Regions from separate parts of the Mus musculus genome. Here region 1 is linked to region 2. Evidence: chromatin contacts called from ENCODE Hi-C or POLR2A ChIA-PET data. All regions are on one chromosome and are shown on one strand. Each heading gives the region's core, a stretch centred on a gene start or an enhancer-like site at or near the end of the contact. The rest is flanking DNA. Distances are from core to core; before and after follow the strand shown. Region 1 holds the start of Pdcd6 (programmed cell death 6). Region 2 holds the start of Zfp825 (zinc finger protein 825).

What was found. Hi-C counts contacts between places; a loop is a spot of excess contacts on that map. ChIA-PET counts read pairs that join two places held with the same protein, here RNA polymerase II (POLR2A).
Region 1: POLR2A ChIA-PET joins it to region 2 with 13 read pairs in embryonic stem cell. The contact joins the promoter of Pdcd6 here to the promoter of Zfp825 in region 2. A Hi-C loop is called at or near these places in 1 of 37 maps with a recorded cell type or tissue (T-helper 1 cell). POLR2A ChIA-PET finds 5 or more read pairs at or near these places in 4 of 5 experiments (Patski and embryonic stem cell).

What each region holds. Positions count from the first base shown.
Region 1 is chr13:74,314,056-74,321,238 of GRCm38, forward strand. It overlaps Pdcd6 (programmed cell death 6), which reads right to left and starts at 3,271. Exons shown (of 6, transcript NM_011051.3): 1 at 3,052-3,271; 2 at 2,275-2,336. The coding sequence starts at 3,152.
Region 2 is chr13:74,488,347-74,495,330 of GRCm38, forward strand. It overlaps Zfp825 (zinc finger protein 825), which reads right to left and starts at 5,615. Exons shown (of 5, transcript NM_001377115.1): 1 at 5,504-5,615.

The DNA.
Region 1 (7,183 bases), core at 2,021-4,520, 180 kb before region 2:
CAGTATTTCTGTCCTGATACCTGAGATGTTGTCACTTCCTTCCACCCTGACGCCTTTATGCTTTTTTACCTTGTCTGCACCAGTTTTAGGTCACTAAACTTGTGATCCAAACCACTAGACACCTACGTTCCTGTCTACATGCCTCTCTTCATTGGAAGATGTATCTCATACCACATGGGTGTGGCTTCCCTTTCTCCCTGATAACTCCTGACAAAGTCTACCTCCTTAATACTGTAATAATACAGCACAGTAGCTAGCTCATTACCATCATTATACCATTAGGTGATAGGAAACCACCAAGATTTAAAGTGGCCCCTTGACAATAGCATCTTGTAGTCCCCACAGGTTAAGTAAGTAAAAATTGTGTCAATTCTATCACATTTGTGAAAGGCAAAGGTCACCGAAACACAAATGAACCAAAGCGTTCCTTTAATTTGGACACCAAGGCTCTGAGGCACTATCTAGCATCTCACTTGCCTCTCCCTTCATCGAATCAAATTACAGGAAAAGGCTCCCCAGTAGAACAAAAATGAGCCTTTTAAAATTTCCATCGTGTCTTAAAAGTAATCCCTTTCCAGGCTTCTATAGCACACCTAAGGAAAAGACAATTTCTAAATACAGTTATTAGAAAAGAAAGCCACACCTAAAGAATTACAAATGACATTTAATAAGAAAGATGGGTTCTCTAGGGTTGTACATGTACTCAGTTCTAGCGGTGCGTGTAGCTCTAGGCTCTATCCTCAGGACAGAGTAAACCAGCACTAAAGAGCTCAGGAGTTAGAGGCAGGAGGATCAAAAGTCTAACGGTCATCCTTGAATACACAGAAGTTCAAGGCCAGTCTAGGACTAATGAGTTGGTCAAAACCAAAAACCAAAAACCAAAAACCAAACACAAAAAAGAAAAAAGGAGGGGGCAGGATGAGGAGGCTGGAGAGGCAGCCCAGGAGTTTAGCACACTTGTTGCTGTTGCACAGGATGCACGTTCGATCCTCAGCAACTACGTGGTGGCTTACAACCATTTATAACTTCAGTTCCAGGGGATCAGATGCCCACTTCTATATTCCATGGGCAGCAGGTATACACTTGGTGCGCTTACATACATACAAGCAGGTCAAACATTCATACAAATAAAATAAATATCAAAATTAAATAAAAAATTTTAAAGAAAAAAAATTGTCTCTAATGGCGCCACTAAAGATTAATGACAATAACACCAGCAAGAACATGACTCCATGAAGAGCTCCATAAAAAAGCCACAATCTTCTCAATTCTCCTGGGAGACAGTGTTCCTCACATTATACAAATACCTCCCCTTGCTCCTGCTGACAGCATCTCCCATATCTCTATTTCCTAAACTGGTCCCCGAGTTTTAATGTTTATATGTATATGTATATGTATGTGTGTGTGCATAATGTATGTTAACATATTATACAACAAAATATTAATATAGTATTTTATAGTAAAAATAATCCTACTTTACACTCATTGGTGTGAGAGTGTCACATCCTCTGGAATTGGAGTTATGTGCAGTTGTGAGCTGCCATGTGGGTGCTGGGAATTAAACCCAGGTCCTCTGGAAGAGCAGCCAGTGTTCTTGACCTTTGAGCCATCTCTCCAGCACCCCCAGCTCAGTGCACCCTTCTTTTAAGTTTTAGCAGGGTTTTTTTTGTTTGTTTTTTTGTTTTTTTTTTTTTGTTATTTCGAGACAGGGTTTCTCTGTATAGCCCTGGCTATCCTAGAACTCACTTTGTAGACCAGGCTGGCCTCCAACTCAGAAATCCGCCTGCCTCTGCCTCCTGAGTGCTGGGATTAAAGACATGCGCCACCACCGCCCGGCAAGTTTTAGCAGTTCTTATAGCAAACATACTTCCACAAAAGTACCTAAGGACCATCTTGAAGCCTTTCAAAAACTAAGCAATTACTTCTAAATGTCACCTGACAATTTGTCAGTGTCCCCGATGATCCTCTTCAGAACAGTTGCTAAGACTGATAGCAGGTCAAAGGCCTTCTAGATAAGTGAGGGACCTCTGTTGCACAGAGCTAACCTTTTTCACTCTTGGGCAAGGTCTACACTATAGCTCCCATTTCAGAGGCTCACATACATTTGTTCTGGAGCTCGGTAAGGCAGCAATGATAATTAAGAAAATACAAACACAGAAGCTTAGCAAACACCTTTACCTTATACCGGTAATGGCAATTTAGTCTTAAGGACTTCTTTGGAAATAATTCCAGGAAGGAAACTGCTTACTGTGAATGAATCAGGCTTCAACTCACCATTGGATAATGCTTGCTGAAGCTCATTGTCTGAAATCACTCCACTCCTGTCTTTATCAACCCTACAAAAACAAACAAACAAACAAACAAACAGAAAACAGGTAAGCTGGTGATTAAATGTAAAGGAAGTATTAAAAATAAAACATAGCCAAGACATCATTTTCATCAATCTACACTAGGTCTGGAATGTTACTCTGGCCAGACCTTCCTCTTTGCTCAGCTGGAATGTCACACGCCCCCAGGTGTGCCAGAGACTAATGAACAACCAGAAGCAGTAGGAGGGGTTGAGTCATCTTTTCTCTATTCCTTTCAAGCTTTCTGTTAGCTCTTCAAGTCTGCTTAATTTATACCTGCACCAGTTCATCATAATAGGTAAAGAAAGATTCTCTAGGACGAATAAGTCATTCTTTGGCACGAGTCAGTGGAAAGACAATCAGTCATTCAGAAGGACGGCCAGGGACAGAAGACATGCAATAGCAGCCAGCTCTTTTCACTGATGCCGTTTTCCTGATTCAAGATTTGTCCTGTTTCTAACGCAAGCACCTGACCCTGTAGGGCGACTGTTCCGCGCCCTTCGGCCCTGGGCAAAGTCACTGCCAACATGACCCTGAACCCTGTGCTATTGTAGAAGAGAGAAAGTCGGGGATGGAGGGGAGTAGGAAGGACTGGGAAGGAGGTCGGGGGATGAAGGGCTGGGGAGAGGGAGGACTGGAGAATAGGCCCTGAAAACTGAGGACCGACCCAAGGGCCGAAGGAGCTGAGCGGCGCTGGCCTTACCGCTGGAAGACGTTCCACAGGAAGCTCTGGTCTGGCAGTGCAGCTCCAGCAGCAGGGCCGGGGCCACCACCCGGGCCTGGGCGGTAGGAGTAGGCAGCCATGGGCTGATGCACAGCGGCAACGCGGCCCAGCTCCACAAGCTATGCTTCCGCCTCAGTTATGGGGCAGGACCAGGAGCCCACAACTTCCTGGGAACAACGGAAGCGCGCACCTTTGAGTCACTTGGCAGGCGTGGTCCGTTGCCACGCAACGTCTGGAGGGCCTTGGGGTTAGTCTGAGCTCCGCCTCCTACTCTTGCCCGGCCTTGGGTGTCCCTTTCCTTTTCAGCCCCACCCCGCTCCGCCCTCCTGTGTGTCTCAGCCCGAAGCTGCGGCGGGTGAGCTCAGAAGAGACCACGCCATGAGGGGCCGACCCAAGCTTACAAAACGCCTCGACCTGTAACGGAAAGTGGTGAAAGCTTTCACTTGGACCGACGGCTTCCCTTTACGTCTGCATTAGTATTTAGTGCGAATGTGATGTGCACCAACCGCATGAAGTCCTCGGCGGAAACGCAAAGTGCATTTTGTGCACTCTGGAGTTTGTCCGTCTGTCCATACTACACCTTCTTGCCTTCCCACTTGCTTATATCGGTTTATGCCCAGCCTCCCTAGGTTTGCAGTGACTTCATTTGTAAATGGCCCGAGTGAGGTTTGGTCCTGAGGTGAGAGCTGTGTTTTCTCCACCCCTTACTTGGACTTCTGTACTTTTGGTGGTTACTCCTTTTAATTATAAGTATTCCTTCTTTCGTTCTAGATACTAATTCTATGGTGCTTTTATAGTTTGGAATGTCCCTAAATGGGAAAATGCATAGCATTGGGGCAACTACCAACCGGTCACATTCACGGGCTGTCAGGCCATCCTTCCACCTAAATCTGAATACTGTGAATAGCTCAAGATACAGATTACTCCGTTCTGCCATAGGATTATTCCAGCCTTCCTGTAGTCCTCATCCAGGGACAGACTTATAATAAGAACTGCTATGCTGTCTTTATGGGGGGTTTGTTTACCCCATAACTAAAGAAGAGGGTGAAGAGACCAAGGGCCAAGAGTATGGCCTTGTACATCTGAAACTTCCATGTGGATAATCATCCATTATTTAGCACAGCTATAGATCTGATCAAGTCCCAACTGTATCGTTTTCTGCTCCATTTCTCTTGTTCTTAGGACATCTTAAGAGACTTTCAAATTGCTCAAAGAAACATCTTATAGCTTTGACATTTACCTCAAAATCTACAAAATTCTTTAAGAAAGGTAGATTTTTTTTCCAGGATTTGGCGAATTCATTTTTTATAATTTCTCATAAACTGTTCATCTCACTTTTGAATAATCTTTTAGACTTTTCTGGTTCTTTTATTTAGAATCTGAGATCTATTTTTATTCTGTCCTCTCTCTGGCTCCTTTTCTCTTTACCAGAAATACAAAAATATTAATCATAATTTTCCTACTTGAACTGGAAGTTTTCCAGTACAGAGAAACTTCAGCAGACCCGAGGCTGCTGAATCCGGGACTCTACCAGCTGTTTGCTGACTTTGGAATGCTATAAAGGTCCAGTCCCAAAGAGACCACCTTCTGCAACAGCTTACAGGTAGTTGTCTTCCAGGTGCCACCATCTATCTCCTTGCCCTATCTCAGGTTTAGTTTCCTCTTAACCAGGTCTGTTCTAAGCTTTCCAGTAGAGAAATAAATGAGATAACCCTGTCCTCCTATGATGTTAATCATATCATGTGTCTGCATATTGGGCCACTCTTTCCTTTAACCTAATTCTCTGAGCTACTTCTTTGAGCTACTATATACACAAAATTGTTTTCCTTTAGAACTTTTCTAAACATTGGCTCTTTCTGGGAGCTGAGGTGCATGAAATGGGTAAGTCATTGTCATATCTTTTGCATAAAGATCTTTTTGTATGTGTACAGACGCATGCGTGTTCTTATACATATCTAATTTAAGTGTACCTCTAAGCCACATTGGTTCCTTTGCTTACTGGTGGAATGCACCCTGAACATTTGCACATGGAAGACAAATTTTCAGTTAACTTTTCCTGATAGCCAAATATGCTCAGCACACCCTTCTTTCTCTAGTGTTAAAACTGTCACTTGGCTCCAATAAAATTCTGGTTTGAATTTAATACTAAAGAGAACCTATCACTCTTTATGTAACTCAAGCTTCTTAGTGAGTATTGATGAGTGTGTCAAATGTGCGCTAGATGGTGTGAGGGAGCAGCAAACGTCCACAAAGCACCACTGGCCCAAGATGAACTGGTTCTGATATACTTGGACTGACATAGCCACTTGTCACATGAGGCTACAGAGAACTGAGATGGACTAGTGTAATTGAAGTCAGTTCAAATTTCAAGCTAATTAAAACGTAACCAGCTACATGTAACTATGACAAAGCATTGCTCAGTGCAAGTCTGAATGTGTCTTTTTGTTTCCTTCAAGGGGCCATTATACCTGGCACCTTTCTTTACTCACCTGATTTGCTGCTGCTTTTACAATGTTTAATTTTTGAAGTTCTGAGACCTGCATTTTGAAAGATTCTGATTCCTAGCTCATTAGTGAATTATAGAAATTTACATTTGTGATTACTAGGAAACCATCACCATATTATGCTGCAGGAGATTGTGTTTCAAGTACTAAGCTTCACTATTGCTCTGACAGTCTAGCACTCCCATAAAGCTTTGCATACTCATTAAATGTTCTGAATGGAGCCATGGTACTCAGTAGCCACAACTTCCCACTTGCTATCCTGCCTTCTGGTAGGCCATGTCATTCTAGAATTTTCAAATTCCTTGGTCATTCTAGAAATACAAATTTTGGGGTGCAACCAGCAGCTTAGGAACTGAAATTCCTGGTGCAATAATGCAGGTCAATCTTCTGTTTCTCTCCTTGCTGGTGTTTTTGTTGGTTTGTTTTTTAAAGCAAACAAACAAGCATACATTTATGTTATATGAAGCATTTGCTTTATGTGTGTTTGCGTGAGATTCTTTCTATATAGCACAAGCTATGTTTAAACTTTCTTTTTAATTTTCATTATTTTTAATTATGTATGTGTCTGTGTGAGTGTGGGCCTAAGTGCAGGTACCCAAGGAGAACAGAGGATACCCCTGAGAATAAAGATAGTTATGAGCTACCCCATGTAATGGGGGACTCAGGTTCTCTGAAAGAAAAGTATGAACTTTTAACCTCTAAACTATCTCTCTAGTCACATCTCAATTTTTTTATCCTCACACATCAGCCTCCAGAGTACTGGAAAAACAGGCACAGACCACATCTAAGATCTTCCTCATTCCTTCTCTCAGCTTTACAGTACCTCCACTATAGATGAATCACTGATCCCCCAGGAAGGAACTGTTGTTTTTAATATTAAAAAGACAATAAATGGTTAGAACTGTGGCTTTCACTCCCAGCCACTTTGTTCCCAAAAATAATGACTCTGAGACCAATTGTTTACTAATAAATGATTAGGCCATAAGCTTTGGCATATTCCCTGACTAGCTAGTTACTTATATGACATAAATTAGTCTATGTCTTCAACATAATTAGTTACCTCTCCTCAGATTTATGCAACCATCTCTTCCATATAAGGCATCTCTCATATGCCTCACTGTTTGAGACTTCTCTCTCTCCCTGTCAGATGTCCCACCTTTCTATTTCTGCTTTGGCTCACTGGCCATAGGTGTTATTGAAGATAATGCTTCCACACAGCATGTAAAGATTCTCTACACAGACAAAGCATTAAACTAAGATTCTCCTGCCTCAGCTTTGAGTTCTGAGATTACAGGTATGTGCCACCATGCCCTGCTTAAGTTTCATCCTGCCCTTTAATTGGATTATGAAAAATATGAGCTCCACTTCCATTTTCCTGAAGACTCAATCTTAAAGCTCATTTCGTTTCTTAAGTAGAGTCCTAGAACTGTTGAGACAAAGAGCAAATGCTTAAGTAGTTTTGTTAGATGTTGCCAAATTCCCGTCTACCAAAGCTGTAGTGATTTGCATTCCCATCGGCCATGTACAAGAGTCCTTGCATACCATCACTTTGTGTGTTGTTTACAGTGTTTACCAATTTTATAGGTGAGGAATCTTTTATTGTTTTT
Region 2 (6,984 bases), core at 4,365-6,864:
TTCTAGTCTCTTTGGGATGAAAAGACACTCTACAGGCTATAGGAAGAGAATCCTGCACATCAACCCACCTGAAAAACTCTCCATGTAAAATATGTCCTGACTGCAAGATGTGCAGGGGCATGGTGGCATCCAACTCTTTGGAGTCAGGAATCAATGGTTGCTTTAACGTGAAGCCCATACCAGGAGAGGAAACTCAAGTCTTACACAATCTGGATGGCCAAAAATTTCACACGGACCAAAATGGCAAAAATGGGGTTTGCATGGGTCTCTACCAAGTCCTCTGCTGGTATGTTATGGCTGTTAGCTTGGTGCTTGTGTGGCAATCCTCAGAGTGAGAAAAGATGTAGCTCTGACTCCCTCAACTGCTCTTGCAACTCTTCTTCCTATTGAGTTGCCTTGTCCAGACTCAGTATGAGGTCTGTTGCCTTTTGTTTTGCATCTAGTTTGGTCTTTTTTTTGTTGTTGTTGTTTAGTCCTGTAGCTAAACTTCAGTCAAATCTAACAGTAACAACAACTAAAGCAAAACGTGGCATTAATTTGAAAGCAAGAAGCAGTCAATGGAAGGTGAGTGAAAAAAAAAAAAAAAAGAAATGAAAAGGAAAAGAAATGGCTTCTCCTAGTTATGGTGTAGTAGAAATTTTATTATAGATAAAAGGGAGACCATAGCAAGACATAGGGACATCTGGGAAATTTCAGAGTGGGGATGACCGAAGCTAATAAGTAGAGAGAAGAGGGTACAGGGTAGTGGGGTGAACCAGATCAAGAGGTCAATGTTCTAGACAAGGCACTGAGGTGTGTATTTTACATATCAAAGCAGACCTGGCTTCCAGGTTTTCTCAGTCCCTAGCTGGCAAAACCTGTCCCCTACCCTGAACTTTCCAGCCCAGAGGCTGGGCTGCCTTCTCCCAGAGGCTCTTTCCTATATAATCCAGACATCGTGGTCTCCTCTTGCCCTTTTCCTTCCCTTTCCTTTCTATGTACACAACCTAAGGTCTTTCTTTCCCCTTCAAGCCACCCTCCCAAAGGGACTTCCCCAATAAACCTACATTTAATCTAATCTAATCTGGGTTCAACTGTCTTATTTCAAAGGCAGAGAAATAACCTATTAGTCTTGAAGAAATAACCAGTCACTCAGGGGAGTAAATGATAAATAAAAAAAGACCAGTTAACAAAATGGTTGAATTACAAAAGAAAGGGCAGTTGAGAGACAGACCAACCCCTGGCCTAGCGGGCAGTTCTACCAGGCACACCTTGTAACAGGAAGGAACTAGAATGTCAGGGAGAATTGACAGCCACATCGGCTTTGATTTGTTAGATAGGCACTTCAGTCATTTGTCCCAGGGTTTGAGACTTAGCAGTAGGAAAAAATGAGAAGGTTCAAATGATTAATTATGATCTCAAATATTATTTTAAATGTTGAACAGGCTTTATGGTACAATATTGTTCATTGACTAGACATATGTATTAGAACACACCAAGTATTATTCATACATTTTCTTTCAGGTTGTGCACTTTTGGACAAAAATATAACAATCCTGGTATGCACAGGGACACCTGTTTGTACAGATCTTCTGTGTTGGTTGAACAAGTGTAACTACAGAAATTTGGTTTCTAGAAATAAATTCAGTTTCACATGCAGATTCTTGATTGCCCTGGTCTGTGAACTTCCCAAAATGGCCAGTTTGGACTTTTACTGACCGTTTAAAATTGATTACCTGAGTACTCATCGCTAAAGCCAACTACTGTCAAAACAGGAAAGCTCCCGCTTTCGTCCCTCCATAGCCTTTCTGTGCTGTGACTACACAAGCTTCAAAGCTGGTTGATGAACTCAATTGTTACACGGTCCCTCTTATCTGTAATACCCACAAAAAAGACATGGAGGTTAGAGGACACTCATTTTTCTTCACACTGAGTAATAGGGCCCAGCCTGAAAGGAGGTGTATGACTGTCTTGAAGGCACAGTGCAGCAGAGCCAGGATTAGGTTTTCAAAGCAAGTCTTAACTACATATAATGACCAAGGTCTCAGCTACAGAAAACACTGCTCTAAACAGAAACAAATATGAAAGCCTCTGAACAAAGGGAATGGAATTCTTAATAATGAGGAAACTTTGGAGAATAGAAACGAACAAGAGATTAGAGCAGTGATACATACAGAAAATGAAATTCAAAAAGTAATACCAACAACTGACCTTTTAAAAAGATAAATAAATATATTTGAAGAAAACAGATACATATACTACCTTTAAAAAAGAGCAGACATACCTGGTAGAGAGAATGGCATTAATAAGACAGTGTGTGACCTTGTCCCTATGTGCAATGTTACTGCTGACAAACAAAGCATAGTCAATTGTTTATATCTCAAATATCTGAGTTGACTTAACTATATCAGTAAGCAGTCCACATATCTCCACAAGGCAGTCTCCTAATTGGTAATTCAATATTCACTGGCTCAAGCTAACATACCCAAACTGTACACCCCTGCAATCTGGTCTGTTTTTCTTCACATACATGAATTAATACATGCTGGGATATTTCACAGTCACTCACCCTGCTTGTATCAGATCTTTCTTCATAACGGTGCCCCCTTCAGCTGACTCCCTTAAACTTTAATCTGTGATGTAGCTACTGCCTATCCTATTTCACTGTGCAGTGTACACAGGAACCTGTTCCCCATGTTCTGGTCTGAAGGCAGAAGCCGTGCTCCACATGCCCGTCCTTTTCCTGTTGCTGCAATGGACAGTTCACTCCATGACTCCAATGGGCAATTTTAAAACTCTGTTGGGGTACAGCCTTTTAACTAAAGAATTTAGGAAGTTTAATCAAGAGGCAAGCAAGGTCATTTCTCTGGGGACCTACAGACTGGCAGCAAGGTGACCTGAGTCAACAAAGCTTTTCTTGGAAACATCTTTCTAAAAGGCTGAAGATACAGTTGTGTTAGACTTCATATGCCTTCCCAGGGCGAAGTCACTCTACACACAATTAAAGATTTTTTTGAAAAAAAATCTCTATAATGATAGCACAAATTGAGCTCTGTCTATGTTCTTTTAGGATCAGGCTTCATGTTATACTTTGGACAGTTTAAATAGTGACAGGAGAGTCTAGCCAATGAGGTAGACGGGAGATTTTGACAGCAAAGATATTCCAGAAAGTATTTCTTAATTACACCAGTGCCCTAATACAAAGGGTAATTCTTCAGTGACAGGGCCCAAAGTCCAAGAGCCCAGAGGATGAAAAAGCCAAAAAGTAGAAGGTAGAATGTATAAAAGTGGGCTGGAGAGATGGCTTAGCAGTTAAGAGAGCCAAGTGCTCTTCCAGGGGTCCTGCATTCAATTCCCAGAAACCACATGGTGGCTCACAACCATCTGTAATGGGATCTGATGCACTCTTCTGGTGTGTCTGAAGAGAGCAATCATATTCATATATATATATATATATATATATATATATATATACACACAAAACAAATCTTTAAAAAAGAAAAAAAGAATGAATAGAAGTTGTGGTGGAGAGGTGTTGCAAAAGCCATGTCTTGTGCTAAGTAAAGCTCTTAAGAATAGCAGCTTGTATTCTACTTACAGAGGGAAGATGGAAATCAATGGGAGACTTCTAAGAAGACCTCACCTTCCTCTAAGAAGCTGCACAAGGAGGTTACCCCTTATCTCAAGAACATTACTCCTGGGCAGTAAAGACGCACGCTTTAATCCCAGCACTCGGGAGGCAGAGGCAGGCGGATTTCTGAGTTCAAGGCCAGCCAGATCTACAGAGTGAGTTCCAGGACAGCCAGGGCAACACAGAGAAACCTTGTCTCAATAAATAAATAAATAAATAAATAAACAAACAAACAAATAAATAAAAAAAATTTAAAAAAAAGAAAAAAGAAAAAAAAAAAGAGTTGGGTTCTGAGGATATAAACTATCATGAAGGCCTTGGCCCCAGGCCATTACCAGCTCTCCCAAGGACTTTCCTGGCTTTAGAAAGGGAACTCTATTTAATTCTCAATACATTGTAACCTCAGAAAAAGCTCCCAAGGCCTAGGCTCCAGACCATTATTGGCTCTGCAAAGTAAGTTCCCGGGTTTGAGAAGCAGTTATATCATTCTTTATACATGAGAACTTTAGGGAAAGATTTACTTGATAAGGCTAGCCCTCCATACAACAATGTTTCTTTCTTCTCTCCCTCTCTCTCCATCTCTCTCTGTTTATTTATTTACATTCTAACTGTGGCCCATGGTCTTGTTGCCCCTCCCAAGGTTCTTTACGCTCCTCCCCCTTCCCTTTGCCTGTGACACCTTGCTCCATCACTCCATCTCCACTCCTCTCATCCACTCCTCACCTTCCTCATTCTTCTTCCCGGGGGAATCAAGTCTACAAGATTAGGTGTATAGTCTCCTATTCGGTACAGATTAGCAGTCCTCTGCTACATATGTTCCTGGGACCATGGACCAGCCCATGTATTCTCTTTGGTTGATGGCTTGGTCTCTCTGAGCTCCCGGGGGTCTAGGTTACATGATACTATAGGTCTTCTTAAGGGACTGGCATCCCCTATAGCTCCTTCAATCCTTCCCCTAACTCTTCCATAGGGTCCCTGACTGGAGTCCATTGGTTGGCTGTAAGTATCTGCATCTGTCTCAGTTACTGGTAGAGACTCTCAGAGGACAGCCATGCTCAGCTCCTGTCTGCAAGCACATAGGTGTTTTTCCTTCTCAAATGGATGTCAACCAGTGGAGTGGCAGAACAATGCTTTTCTCAATTAGACAATGGGAGCTTTAGGCACACCAGGCCTTCATGTTGGTTGTGACTCTGTTAAGGATGGATTGAGCAGCTTGTTACAGACCTGCTTTTTGCTTTGAGCATGGGCCAAGTGGCTGATTGTACATCACAGTTGTCTCTCCTTTGTTATAGTTTGGAGCCAGCTGTGTAGACAAACCTGGTGAGCTAACATGTGAATCCTAGCATCCTAGTCTCTAACCGGCCTGCTTAGCATACTAACCTGTGGGGTGTTTTTGACACAGTCCTCCATCAGCTAAATGCTACTTACTGTCACTATTTCCTAAGCTTGGTAAACCCTTTACATCATCAATTCTACTCTTCTACATCTCAGCTTAACATGGGAGTGCTACCCAACACATGAGATGCCTTTTAACAGCTCCACAAAATTAACTACAAATGGATCTTATACTTAATAGGTAAATGCTGGGGGCAAAACTTATAGAAGATTCAAGAGAAACTAGGGCTTTCCATGTTTGGCATCCTGCCCGTGATATTTCTACAAGCAAGCCCCTAATCCTAATGTTTTGAGCTGATTCAGCCCTGATACTGATGTTATTCAGAGTTCACCGCCTGTTTTAGCAAGTGAGGAGCATCACAAAGGTCCGCACAATTGGCCACATCTGGTTACATCTGGCTGAGGCTTCCCATCCAGCCCCAGAGAGGACCCACCACCTCAGCTCCCACTGCTCAGCCACCTGCCCCTATCCATTATAGACAGTAACCATGCGCTCACCATGTTTCAAAAACGGAGCTTACTTGACGTCCCCTCACAGCACCCAATAGCAGCGCTCAAAGAAGACACGGAGAAACATTCAAGCCTGTACAGCAAAAAACAAACTTCCAGTAAGGCTTCCGGAAGAAACCGAGTCGTTGTGTGACTGGCAGTTCCGCCCGGAAGCCTTGATTGGCCAGCGAGTCTTACCCCTCCTCTAGTTTAAAGTGTGCTTCCTGTCCGGGGCAGGTCCTTTTACAGATCTCGGGAGTCGTTTGCATTCGGGTAGCTTTTGGTGTCTGTCCTCCTAGAGCCTCATCTATCTGTGGTCCCATGCAGCCCTGGAAGAGGATCCACTATCGTCGCTCAGGCTGTTCATCCGCCTGCTCCTCCCCTTTGTGGGCAGTGATCTAGCACTCACCATGTCTCAATTTCGGAGCTCGCTTAAGGTCCCCCACCGCACCCAACGCAGTACTCAAAGCAGGACAGAAAGGACTATTCATGCCTGCACAACAAAACGAACCGGCAGGAAGCCACCCTAAACAACCCTCATTGTCTGACTTGCAGGTCCGCCTGGGGGCCTTGATGGGCCAGTGAGTCTTACCCCTCCTCAGGGTTAAATAGAGCTTGCAGTCCCGGGTCAGACCTTTTCCAGATCTCTGGTCTGACTTGCTCTCCAGTAGCATTTGTGTCTATCCTCCAAGCCTTGGGAGCTCAGGCTGTTCAGCTGCCCCCTACTTCCCGTTTTGACAGTGGTCCTGCACTCACCATGACCTACTTCCTGGCTTGCTTGAGCTTTCCTCACAGCACTTTCCCTTCTTCCTGAAATCAAGGTGGATAGCCTTTTATGAACTGAGAGTGGAGGTATCATTCTGGCTCACCAGTGGAAGGATGCCCAGGATATTAATATGAAAGAGGATTTTAGGATACAAGAGTTTTGTTTTGTAGCTTGATGCTGGCTTCAGGGAAACTGCAGGTCCTTTTCACCAAAAAGGTATGAAACAACCTTGGGAGAAAAGCAGGAAAGAGATGACAAACAGTGTAGAGCACTGTTGTTAGCCAGCGCATCTTCCTCAGTGGCAGGGTGGAGACAAACCACACTTGTATTAATTAGTACAGATAAATGTACCTCATCTCATAGGACGAATTTCTCTATGTATGTAGAAAGGGGATTAATAGAATGTCTCACAGACAGTGGTCCTCCTAGCCCAATAATGGCTGAGCACGTTCATTGCCAAGGGAAACAAGAAAAATCAAGGACTTGTTGAGTTCACATTGCTTGATATCTCAGCAGATCTTGAGAACTTACCATAATTCTGAAGAAATACGTACTTACTAATGCAGTTTAGAAACAAAACAAAACGAATGAATGAACAAACAAAACACCTTGCTAAAAAATATAGGGAAAGAAGTAGACAATTTGAAAGAACTTTCCTGTTTAAGGTCCTTTATGTATGTAGGTTTCAGAAAGAATGTGTAGCCTGGATTAAAGGTGGATCTTA